Regions from separate parts of the Homo sapiens genome. Here region 2 is linked to region 1. The links are chromatin loops, found by intact Hi-C in ENCODE. Cell type or tissue: heart right ventricle. All regions are shown on one strand. Links, peaks and the distances in the headings refer to the core of each region. The heading gives the core; the rest is flanking DNA.

Region 1 (6,784 bases), core at 1,157-6,156:
GAAATCAATCTGGCTATGTAATCAGTAGACTTTCTCATGCATTTCCTTATCTCTATCCTTACTGACATCATCCTTTCTACAACTGACATTATCTTTCATCTGGATTGGGGAATTAGGCTCTAAAACATAAGTTTCAGCATGCCATTTCCCCAATCAAAATCCCTCAAGGACTCCTCATAGCCTACCAATACTTTCTGTAAGTCCACTGTTAGAGTTTTTCTTCCAGAATATGCTCAACTCTTCGGATTTGCACATTCAGCTACTACTCCTGCCGTTCTTTCCACTGGGCATGATTCCCCTGGCACCTCTTACATAGTGTATTTCAAATACCACCTCCTACCTGAAGTCTTTTCCAGCCTCCAGGACTGCATGAGGTTTTTGACCTATTCCAATCCCCAAACATTTTATTTGTTCTTCTCCTGTGACATTTTGATATGCTTTTCAGTGTGGTTCATTAATTACGTTCTTTTTGATCTCTCCTACCAGATTTTGAGCTCCTTGAGGACTGTGGCCAATTCTTATTGCTCATTTTTTTTTCTTAGTGCCCAACACAGGTTTTTGTACACTGAAGTTATCAAATAAATTCATTGGATGTATTTGTTTGGAAGAATGTGAAGCTTTTCATTGTTACGGCATCTCCACTGTACCAGCCCACTTTGCCCCTTCAGTCCCAAATCTCAGTGCTGCTCTGCCATTAGTACTCCACCCACTTCAAAAGCTGCAGCCTTCTGATAAGAGAAAACTCTTTCTGTGACAGTTTTGAATAAAATCAAGATGTTTATCACACCTCTTTCAAGTGGCAGAAAGATTAGAGTTTTAAAATACCGTTATATCACCGAGTTATGGCAAGTTTATTTTCTCTTTTGGTCCTGTCTATTGAAAAAGGGCTTAAGCTTAAAGTTTTGTATTTATAGAAAGTTGTGATGAAGCGGACTGAAGTTTTGTGAGTTACTTGACATTGTGTAATCTTAGAGGACATTGGCCTCCATTTCACCAATAATGGCATCTATTGAGACAACATAGAGCAAATGAAGCATGAACTGAGCCAGAGATGTAGAATGGACCCAGTGAGAGTTATTCAGGCTAGAGTGTAACAAAGCATCTTTGAAAGATGTCATAAAATGTCAGATTTTTCAGCAGCATCCTTTCTAATTTGCTGTGTGGCTGGGAATGTCTCTGCACCTTTCTGCCTAAAGTTTTGCCATTTGTAAATTGAGAAACTGTCTTTGGTTAGGAACTTGGGCTTTGACATTACATGGACATAAGTTGAGATCTAGAGTCTACCAGTTACTGAATGTGTGACACAAGCAAGTTCCTCAACTCTTGGAGCTTCAGTTTCTTCTTTGCAAGGGGATAATGATAGCACATTCCCCACCCAGTGTGATGAGGCGTCAGTGGGTTAAAGCATATAAATAGTGGCACACAGTCTCTGGCATACAGTAAGCTCTCACTGAAGTGTAGCTGTTACTATTATTACTCTGAATTTCATGACATTTGAAATTCAGAAGCAGTATGTGGAGTCATATGGAAAGGGTTGTTGAGAAACCAGGAGCGGGGAAGTGGTGGAAGTGGCAGGCAGTGATTGTTTCTGTGCCAGTTGTCTAATCTGAGAAGGCAAAGGCTAAGAGGACTATTCAGGAGAAGATGGAGATGGTAAAGGATTTGGCTGTGGAGTCACAGAAGAAACATAATCTGCACGCATGGAAAATGGTATCTACTTGTCATTCAGTGTCTTCTTATGACACTCCTAATATGCCTCTTAATCCTCTCCAATTAATGTGTCTCCCAAGCAAGAGTCTCACTTCACCTTCTAAGACAGTAAAAGGATGCAACTTTATTGAGCATATAAGATAGTCAGGACTACCTAAACACTTCACATATTTGGTAACATTTAATTCTCGTAAAAAAATTTTGACTGGATTGAATCCCTGCTTCCCAATTTGCAAATTTGCTTCTTCAGACACCTTAATTAATTTCTCTGAGCTTCAGTTTCTGTATTGCTAAAAATAGAGGTATTAACACTACCTAACTCATGAGGTTGTATAATTTAAATAAAATTATGATAGCAATTAACACACTGCCAGGGAGATAATTGGTAGTTTCTATTATTGTTTTTATTATTATTGTATATAATGCCCATTTTATGGGTAAGTAAAATGAGGCCTAAGGAGACTACTTTTTTTTTTGGAGAAGGAGTCTCACTCTGTCATCCAGGCTGGAGTGCAGTGGCGCCATCTCGGCTCACTGCAACCTCTGCCTCCCGGGTTCCAGCAATTCTCCGCCTCAGCCTCCCGAGTAGCTGGGATTACAGGCACACGCCTCCACACCCGGCTAATTTTTTGTATTTTGATAGAGATGGGGTTTCACCGTGTTGCCCAGGCTGGTCTTGAACTCCTGACCTTAGGTAATCCACCCGCCGAGACTACGTTTCTAACCGAAGGTCATGCAAGTTATAAACAGCAGAGCCAGGCTACAAACCTAGATCTGTCTATGTTGAGAATCCATGCTCTAATTTTCTGGCTGCCTAGAAGGTGAGAGACAGAAGTAATGCCACCAAACTTTAAAGAGACACTCCCTCTGAAATTAGAAGATATTTTACAATACGTGAGGGTAGTCTAGTAGCCTGGATGAATAGTCATTTAAATTGGTCTGGAGTCCTGAATGAAAGGGCAGACATTATCTGTACTTTTAAAAACTTGGTCGAGATCAGATAATTTAATTTCGATTTAGTCTTTCTCCGTATTGAATGTCATTAGGGGGGTTACGTCATTTCATTCCCTGAATTAGCATGGCAATCATCAGTATATGGCCTTCCTGTCAATAGGGTACAAATAGGGACCCATATGCCACTGCTTAATGATGAAATTCTTGGCCAGGATAAAGATCAGCCCCCCCACACCACCCCCACATTCTTTCTCCAAAGCCTTATAGCGATCGCTTTTTATCATTCTCAGTAACTTGCCGCTGGGAAGGTCGTGAGTCATCAGCTACTAAGGCTTTGTGAAAGAGAACCCAAGCCAGGGTTCTGTAACTTCAAGTGAAAAGGCCTTGGCTCGCTGAGCAGAGGCACCATTTCTGGTGGGACCTCTTGTCCCAGCCAGCTAGAGAGTGGGCAGTTGGTCAAGGGATATGAGTCAGTGGAAGGAACTAGGAAAGGGTACTCTTATCAGGGTCACTCTTATTATTGCATCTCCTCTCCTCAGCACAGAACCATCTGGAAACACTGAACTTGTAAGACTAAAAGGCCAAAATCATTCTTGAATTCTGTCTCATCTAATAGTAGCCGTCTCGGTGGAGAGCATTCTCTATTTATTCTCTAATTTCCTGGCATTTCTTTGCTATTCAGACCTTCCTATTACAGCTGATGATTTTACTGAATAATGGGAAAAAAAAGACATGGATTGTGATTCCACCTTGCATTTTGCCGCTCACTAGCTGGGTAAATTCTGGTAAGCCACTTACCTTCTGGGTCTCAGCTTTCTCATGAAACAGATGCCCTAGACTACCTCACCAAATTTTATTCATTCACTTGACAAGTGTTTTTGCGCTGTTAGAGGAGAGATACATAAATCAATTTTGTTCAATGGCCACTGAACAAACACCGATAGTGATTATGTTAATAGGTGAGAAATATCTAGTCACAAAAAACAGAAAGCCAGGCAAAAAGTAGTAAGACCAGTGAGATTCACTAAGATACTATATTCTAAAATATGTAGGACTGGGCAACAAATTCAAGATATTACTGTTATTATTACTGATTGTCTAATATTCCAGGTAGGAAGTCATTTTTTATTTTCCAATCTTCCAAGTCTCTTACATTTATTCTTCAAATTCTCTTACTTTGATACAACTTATCTAGTCTTTCACTACTCACCACTTCATATGAGGACAACTACGGCTATCTTCTACCTCTTTTTTTTTTTTTTTTTTGAGATGGAGTCTCGCTCTGTTGCCCAGGCTGGAATGCAGTGGCGCGATCTCGGCTCACTGCATGCAACCTCTGCCTTCTGCGTTCACGCCATCCCCTGCCTCAGCCTCCCGAGTAGCTGGGACTACAGGCGCCCACAACCACACCCAGCTAATTTTTTGTATTTTTAGTAGAGACGGGGTTTCACCATGTTAGTCAGGATGGTCTCAATCTCCTGGCCTTGTGATCCACCCGCCTCGGCCTCCCAAAGTGCTAGGATAACAGGCACAAGCCACCGCGCCCAGCCTCTTCTACCTTTTTTCCCTCTACATCTGGACATTCCATCAGGCTGATGTTTTTAAAATCACACATACACACACAACAATAAATACAAAAAGAAAAAATAAAGTTATGCCCTCCTAAAATTTTCTATATTCAGCAACTCTACTCAAAAACTTTATGTAGTAGTGCCCAGTTTCTCATCAATATGTCATCCACTCCTACAACACAGTGCCCAATTCAGAGTACAATAAGTAAAACTGGGCCAACTCCCACTTCCTATTTCAGCTCTCAGGCTGTGTGCAACTTCTCCCTGCTAACCATGCTTTTCTTCCATCGCCTGCCAGTTAAAACCAAGGCCAAGTTCATTGACTACCTTGTCTATGAAACCTAATGGAGCCTACCCTGACCTGTTTAATACATTTTTCCACAGGACATAGTTCCCTGGGGCAACAACCATAATCTCCCTGGGTGTTCTCAGGCCTACATACCAAAGAGAAGCATCCAAATTAGCTATCTCCACATAAAACTAAACAACAATACCAACACCAACATCACCAGCACCACCAGCAAAAAACAGGACAAGGTAAAAGTCATTCTCTAATTGGCAAAGACACGTGGGTCCATATAGATAGAGTATCTCAGGAGATAACAGAAATGAAACAACCTAATTAACCATCTCAGGAATGTAAGGAAAAAATGCTATCAATTTCACCATTTTGCTTGTTTTCATTTAAACAAACTTTAAGGAGACACCCACTGTGTGCCAGGCATTGTGCTAAGTGCTAGTAATGCAAAATAATAGACTCAGGGCTTGTTATGCCAGTCTCTATGGGCCTGATCTTGGGGCTGAAGATAAAATGGAAGAGACTCTGTATTGCCACCTTCTGTGGTTGCATATACCCTGTTGGGTGCTCTGAATGCTGGTCACTGTGGCCAGCCTGGACTGTGATTAATCTTCCAGACCGGTTTGCAGACCCAGACACCTATGCCAGTGGGAAACTGGTGAGTGGAACCCTATGTGAGTATCCTGAGAGTATAAGAAAGCATCACACGGACAGGGACACCTGGAAAACCTAGTACTGATCACCACACACCAGCAACTTTTTGTGTTTCCCTTTTTCTCATCAAAGGTAAACTACACTGAAACAATTCTACTGTAGTGCTAACATTTAGGGCATAAAAAATCCTTTTGAGAGTCTGATGAAATCCATGATCTTTTCCCTAAAAATCTGGACATATGCACACAATTTTTGCCACATTTCTAAGAAGTTCATTTATTCCCTGAAATAAAAATCCAACGTTAAATAACAATTAAAATCCCTGCTTTAATGTGAATCTGTATTGGTGGATACAACAATAGTGATTTATAATAAAGTCACTAGGTTCTCCCTATTTTCCTGCCTGTGGTTAGTGATGTATTTATTTAGAAGTCATAAGTACAGTCTTCTAGTGCCATTTTTGTGAGCACAATGACTCATTGTAAAAATAATATTTCTACGTATAACATCTTTCTTTCCTCCACATAGTTCTATGGAAATTATCTCATAAATTGTTCCAGGTTCCCTAGAAACTGGATTAAGGAATATATTATTGCCTTCCTTTACAAGGAAGGCATGATTCAAATGCAAAATACAGAAGAGTCTGGGAAAATGGCTGAGATATTGGGGAATGATTGAATTCAATCAGAAATCAGAATTATTTCACTCAACAGGGAGTTATGTATTATATGCCTGCTATGTGTCAGGCATTGTACTAGGCATGGGGTCGGCTAGCTCTCAGCCTGCTATCTAGCCCCCAAGTCTGTTCCAAGAGGAGAAACTATATTCAATTTGAAAATTGACTGGAGAAAGTACAGTATCCCTAACTCAGTAATAATATCCTACATTTTAACAGCATACACGGAGACAGTGTAGTGTGGGTTGACACAATTTTTGAAAGTAAGCAAAACTGGATTCAGATCCTGATTTCAGCACTTATTGAATGGCCTTAGTTAAATTCCTGAAGCTTTTGATCTTTAGTTTTCTTATCTGTAAAATAGAAATTACTTTTAGAGGCTGGGCCCACAGTGGCTCATGCCTGTAATCCCAGCACTTTGGGATGCTGAAAGGAGCAGATCATTTGAGGTCAGGAGTTCAAGACCAGCCTGGTCAACATGGTGAAACCCCGTCTCTACTAAAAATACAAAAATTAGCTGGTCATGGTGGTGGGTGCCTGTAATCCCAGCTACTTGGGAGGCTGAGGCAGGAAAATCGCTTGAATCTGGGAGGTGGATGTTGCAGTGAGCTGAGATTTTGCCACTGCACTCTAGCCTGGGCAGCAGAACGAGACTCCATCTCAAAAAAAAGAAATTACTTCTAGAGCAAGAGTTAGCAAACTACAGCTCTGTGGGCCAAGTTCAGCCATATGTGTGTTTTTTTGTGTGATCCTTGAGCTAAAAATGTTTTCTGCATTTGTAAAGGGGTATAAAAACAAATAACAACAATCAAACAGGAAAACAAGGAAAGCAAAAAAGAATATGCAACAAAGACTCTATGTGGCTTCAAGGCCTAAAATACTTACATCTAGCCCTTCACAGAAAAAGTTTGCTAACTCTAA
Region 2 (6,784 bases), core at 661-5,660, 230 kb before region 1:
AGGTGAGATTTTGGTGAGGTTTATTGCCTATTTATTTGTGAGTCAGTTTTGGTAGTTTGTGTCTTTCCAGAAATTTGTCTATTTCATCTAAATTATTTTATTGGCACGCAAGTAATCATAGTATTTCTCTATAACCCTTTTTATTTCTGTAAGGGAGGTAGTAATGTCCCTTCTTTCATTTCTGATTCTAGTACTTCGAGCCTTCTCTCTTCTTTTTCTTGGCCAATAAATGCTAAAGGTTTATCAATTTTGTCAGTCACTTCACAGAACGAGCTTTTGGTTTCATCGATTTTCTCTATTGTTTATATAGTCTCAATTTCATTAATTTCTACTCTAATGTTTATTATTTCCTTACTTCTGCTGGCTATAGGTTTAGTTTGCTCTTCTTTTTCCAGTGCCATAAGATGGAAGGTTGGGTTACTGAATTGAGATTATTCTTTTGCTTTAATGTAAGGATTAACAGCTATTTTTCCCTTTTAAAACTACTTTAGCTACATCTTGTAAGCTTTGGTATATTGTATCTTAATTGTCATTCATCTTAAAGTATTTTATGATTTCCCTTTTGGTTTATTCATTGGTCCATTACTGATTTAGGACCATGCTATTAATTTCTACATTTTTCCCAATTATAGTCAGAGAACATATTCTGTATTATTTATATTCTTTAAATTTATTGAGGTCTATTTTATGTCCTGGCATATAATCTATCATGGAGAATGTTACATGTGCACTCAAGAAGAATATATACTCCTAATTTGTTGGGTGTCCTATAAATAGCTATTAGGTCTAGCTAGTTAATAGTGTATTTCAAGTCTGTTTCTTTGTTGATCTTCAGCCTAGTTGTTATAGTCAATTTTTAAAACGGGATATTAAAGTCTACAACTATTATAGTTGAGTTGTGTATTTCTCTCTTCATTCTTGTCAGCTTTTGCTTCATGTATTTGGGTGCTATTATTAGTTGCATTCATTTATACTTGTAAATATATAGATTTACAATTCTTCCTGATGGGTTGATTCTTTTATTTTTATAAAACATCTCTCATTACTTCCAATTACAAAAAAAACACATTTTTATGTTTTCAAGTTTATTTAGTCTGATATCAATATAGCCACTTTAGCTTTCTGGTGATTTCTGTTTGCATGATATATCTTTTTTTCATCCTTTTACTTTCAATCTATTTATATCATTAAATCTAAAGTGTGTCTTCTGTAGACAGTGTATTATAGGTCTTATTTTTAAAACCCAGTCTGACAACATCTTCCTTTTGATTTGGTTGGATTGTTTAATGCATCCACATTTAATGCTATCATTAATATACTTGGATTATGTCTGCCATTTTAAATTTTGTCCTCTGTATGACTCATGTTGTTTTTGTTCTTCTATATTTTCTTCACAGGTTTATTTTACATTGAGTGAATATTTTCTAATGTACCATTTAAATAGCTTTAATGACTCTACATGCATTTTATTATTTCCTTGGTGGTTGCTTTAGAGCTTATCATATACATCTTATCAGAAACAACTTCAGATTTATAAGTAGTTTAATTCCAGTGAGATATAGAAATGTTACTTCTATATAGTTCTATTTACCTTTCCTTCTCCTTGTGGTATTATTGTTATAGATATTACATCTATAAATGTAACAAGCCCAACAGTATATTTTTATAATTATTAATTTATATAACTTTGTGTGTTTTAAAGAAGCTGAAAAGAGAGAGGTGTATATTTGTAGCAAGTTTGTCCAACCTGCAGCTCGCAAGACACATGTGGCCCAGGATGGCTTTGAATTACGCCCAACAAATTAGTAAACTTTCTTTAAACATTATGAGATTTTTTTTTTGCAATTTTTTAAAGCTCATCAGTTATCATTAGTGTTAATGTATTGTATGTGTGGCCTGAGACAATTCTTCTTATTCCAGTGTGGCCCAGGGAAGCAAAAAGATTGGACACCCCTGATTTATAACTTTTCTTATATTAACCTTCTTATTTATCATTTCTGCTTCTCTTCAACTGTTCTTATGGATTCAAGTTAACATGTGCAGTCATTCCCTTAACTCGATACAACTTTGATTCCATCTACTTCCTTTGTGGTCTTTATAGGTAAATGTATCATATTTCTATAAGTTATAGGCCAAACTTATACATGCTACCCACATTGTTTTATACAATTGCTTTTTTTCACATTTTTAATTTTTTTATTTCAATAAGTTTTTGGGGAACAGGTGGTGTTTAGTTACATGAATAAGTTTGTTAGTGGTGATTTCTGAGATTTTGGTGCACCCATCACCCAAGCAGTGTACACTGTAGCCAATGTGCAGTCTTTTATCCCTTGCTGCACCCCAACCTTTCCCCTGTGTCCCCAAAGCTCAATGTGTCATTCTTATGCCTTTGGATCCTCATAGCTTAGCTCCCACTTATGAGTGAGAACATATAACGTTTGGTTTTCCATTCCTGAGTTACTTCATTTAGAATAATAGTTTCCAATTCCATCCAGGTTGCTGCAACCACCATTGTTTCATTCCTTTTTATGGCTGAGTAGTAGTCCATGGTGTGTGTGTGTGTATGTATATATATATAACATGTTATATATATATATATAACAATTTATATATATATATAACATGTTATATATATATATATAACAATTTATATATATATATAACCAATTTTATTTATCCATTTGTTGACTGATGGGCATTTGGGCTGGTTCCGTATTTTTGGAGTTGCAAATTGTGCTGCTATAAACGTGCATGTGCAAGTATCTTTGTTGTATAATGACTTCTTTTTTTTCTGGGTAGATAACTTAGTGGGATTGCTGGATCAAGTGGTAGATCTATTTTTAGTTTTTTAAGGTATCTCCACACTGTATTCCATAGTGGTTGTACTAGTTTACAGTCCCACCAACAGTGTAAAAGTGTTCCCTTTTCACCACATCCATGCTAACCTCTTTTATTATTATTATCATTATTATTATTGCCATTCTTGCAGGAGTGAGGAGTATTGCATTGTGGTTTTGATTTGCAATTCCCTGATTATTAGAGATGCTGAGAATTTTTCCACATGCTTGTTGGTCATTTGTGTATCTTCTTTTGAGGATTGCCTATTCATGTCCTTAGCCCACTTTTTTATGGGATTGTTTGTTTTTTTTTCTTGCTGATTTGTTTGAGTCCTTTCTGGATATTAGTCATTTGTCAGATGTATAGATTGTGAAGATTTTCTCCCACTCTGTGGATTTTCTGTTAACTTTGCTGTTTCTTTTGCTGTGCAAAAGCTTTTTAGTTTAATTAAGTCCTATCTATTTACCTTTGTTTTTGTTGTATTTGCTTTTGGGGTATTGGTCATGAAGTCTTAGCCTAAGCCAATGTCTAGAAGGGGTTTTTTTTGATGTTATCTTCTACAATCTTTATGGTTTCAGGTCTCAGAGTTAAGTCTTTGATTCATCTTGAGTTGCTTTTTGTGTAAGGTGACAGATGAGGATCCAGTTTTATTCTTCTACATGTGGCTTGCCAATTATCCCAGCACCATGTGTTAAATAGGGTGTCCTTTCCACACTTTATGTTTTTGTTTGCTTTGTTGGAGATCAGTTGGCTTTAAGTATCTGGGTTTATTTCTGGTTTCTACATTCTGTTCCATTGGTCTATGTGCCTATTTTCATGCCAGCACCATGCTATTTTGGTGACAATGGCCTTATAGTATTGTTTGAAGTCGAGTAATGTGATGCCTCCAGATTTATTCTTTTTACTTAGTCTCCCTTTGGCTATGTGGGCCCTTTTTTTTTGGTTCCATATGAATTTTAGGATTGCTTTTTCTAGATCTATGAAGAATGATGGTAGTATTTTGATGAAAATTGCATTGAATTTGCAGATTGCTTTTGACTCTATGGCCATTTTCACAATATTGATTCTACCCATTCAAGAGGAAAATTCATAGCATTAAATGCCTACATCAAAAAGTCTGAAAGGGCACAAATAGACAAACTAAAGTCACACCTCACAGAACTGGAGAAACAAGAACAATCCAAACCAAACCCAGCAGAAGGAAAGAAATAACAAAGATCAGAGCAGAACTAAATTAAATGGAAACAAAAAAAATACAAGAATAATGAAACAAAAAGTTGGTTCTTTGAAAATATAAATAAAATTGATAGGTTAATCAATAAAATAAGAGAGACGATCCAAATAGGCTCAATTAGAAATTAAATGGGAGATATTACAACTGATACCACAGAAATACAGAAGATTATTCAAGGCTACTCTGAACACCTTTATGTGCATAAACTAGAAAACCTAGAGGAGATAGATACATTCCTGACAATATGCAACCTTCCTAGCTTAAACCAGGAAGATCTAGAATCTTCAAACAGACCAATAACAAGCAGCAAGATTGAAATGGTAATAAAAAAAATTGCCAACAAAAAAAAAAACTCCAGGACTAGATGGATTCACTGCTGAATTCTATCAGACATTCAAATAATTGGTACTAATCTTATTGACACTATTCCAAAAGATAAAGAGGGAATCCTCCCTAAATCAGTCAATGAAACCAGTATCACCTTAATACCAAAATCAGGGAAGGACATAACAAAAAAAGAAAACTACAGACCAATGTCCCTGATGAACACAGATGCAAAAATCCTCAACAAAATACTAGTAAACTGAATCCAACAGCATATCAAAAAGATAATACACCATGATCAAGTGTGTTGCATACCAGGAATGTAGGGATGGTTTAACGTATGTAGCTCAGTAAATGTAATACACCACATAAATAGAATTTAAAAACAAAAAATCACATGATCATCTCAACAGATGCAGAAAAAGCATTTGATGAAATCCAGCATCGCTTTATGATTAAAACCCTCAGCAAAATCGGCACAGAAGGGACAAACTTCAAGGTAATAAAAGCTGTCTACAACAAACCCACAGTCAACACTATACTGAATGGGGAAAAGTGGAAAGCATTCCCCCTGAGAACTGGAATAAGACAAAGATGCCCACTATTACCACTGCTATTCAACATACTACTGGAAGTCCTAGTCAGGACAATCAGAAAAGAGAAAGAAATAAAAGGCATCCAAATTGGTAAAGAGAAGTCAGACTGTCACTGTTTGCTGATGATATGATTGTATACCTAGAAAATCCTAAAGGCTCACCCAAAAAGCTACTAGAACTGATAAATGAATTCAGCAAAATTTCAGGATACAAAATTAATGTACACAAATCAGTAGCTCTGCTATACACCAACAGCAACCAAGCTGAGAATCAAATAAAAAACAACCTCTTTCACTATAGCTGCCAAAAAATAAAAATAAAATAAAATACTTAGGAATATACCTAACCAAGGATGTGAAAGGTCTCTACAAGGAAAACTATAAAACTCTGCTGAAAGAAATCATAGACAACACAGTCAATTGCTTTTAAATCAGTTAAGAGAAGAAGAAGAAATATGAATTTATACTATCTCTTATATAATTACCTTTACTGATGATCTCTTTTTGTGTGGATTTGAATTACTGTCCAGGGTTGCTTGCTTTCAGCCTGAGAACTTCTTTTATTATTGCATGTAAAATGGCTGCAAGCAGCAATTTTTCTCTGTTTTTGATTATTTGGAAAATTCTTCATTGTACTTAGAATTTTGAAATATAGCTTTTATGAAATAGGATTCTTGGTTGGTCAGCAGCCTTTTTTTGAGCACTTTGAATATGTTATTCTACTGTCTTCTAGTCTCCTTTGTTTCTGGTGAGAAGTGATCTGCAAATTGTATTTGGGTTCCTTTTAAGTGATGAGTCATTCTTTTCTTAATGCTCTCAAGATTTTCTCCTTGTCTATGACTTTCACTATTTTGACAGTGCTGTATCTGTAGATCTCACATTTATCCTACTCATTCTACATGTAGGTTTGTGTACTTAATAATGCCTAAATTTCTCTGAGGCTCTGTTCTTTCTTTATTCTTTTTGCTTTCTGTTCTTTGGATTGTATCATCTCTATAGGTTTATCTTCATGTAGGCTAAGTCTTTATTCTGCCAGTTCAAATCTACTGTTGAGCTCCTCTAGTGAATCTTTTATTTCCATTGTTGTACCTTCAGCTTCAGAATTTCCATTGGTTTCTTTTTTAAAAATTTCTATGACCTTATCAATACTGATATTTTTCTATTTGATGAGCAGTTGTCATTATATCCTTCTTTATTTCTATAATTATAATTTTCTTTAGGTTTTTTTGGACATATTTCTAATGGCTACTTTGAATACTTTGTTAAATCTGATATCTGGTTGCTATCACAGGCAGTTTCTTCTGCCCTCTTTCTTCCTCCAGTATATGTTTTATTTTCATGTTTCTTTGTATGTTTTTGCAGTTGGGTTGGAAACTAAATATTTTAGATAATATATTGTAGAAACTATGGATTCTAATCTTCCTCCCTTGTGGCTTTTTATTACTATTTGCTTAGTGACTAGCTGGATTATTTTAGTGAAGTCTATTTCTCTTCCCCACAGTGCTTAGCTTCTGATGTTGCAGATCTGTGAAGCTCCTCATGCTGTCATGTTGCCTTCCTATTTTTAAACCTTCAAAACATTAGAAATGGGCCCCAGATTCTTTCAAGTGACTTATTGCTTTTGTTGATGTGATTTTGTCATGAATAAGCTTTCGAAATAGAAAGATTAAACAGAGTATGTTTTCCTTTTAGAAAGAAATAGAATATATTGTATTCTTACAGCATGCCGTATTCTTGTAGCATGGAATAAGTTTTATTTGATTGCTTTATTCAATTTTTTATTTTTATTAAAA

What was found. Peaks named below come from ENCODE experiments on the same cell type or tissue, not always from the same donor. Only the 100,000 strongest peaks of a DNase experiment are listed, where the experiment ranks them.
Region 2: a loop joins it to region 1, with 2.1 times the contacts of the local background. A loop is called at or near these places in 1 of 110 quality-filtered maps.

Annotation. Positions count from the first base shown.
Region 1 is chr5:148,470,448-148,477,231 of GRCh38, reverse strand. All of the region lies in intron 2 of LOC107986462 (a long non-coding RNA gene), which reads right to left. It also overlaps a transcript of HTR4 not described here. Among named protein-coding and RNA genes, the nearest start is that of FBXO38, 90 kb to the right of the region's middle. In heart right ventricle, for the core only: no CTCF peak of the experiment used is centred there; a DNase peak (open chromatin) is centred at 3,031; H3K27ac peaks cover 3,534 bases.
Region 2 is chr5:148,701,407-148,708,190 of GRCh38, reverse strand. No RefSeq gene overlaps it. Among named protein-coding and RNA genes, the nearest start is that of HTR4, 50 kb to the right of the region's middle. In heart right ventricle, for the core only: no CTCF peak of the experiment used is centred there; no DNase peak of the experiment used is centred there.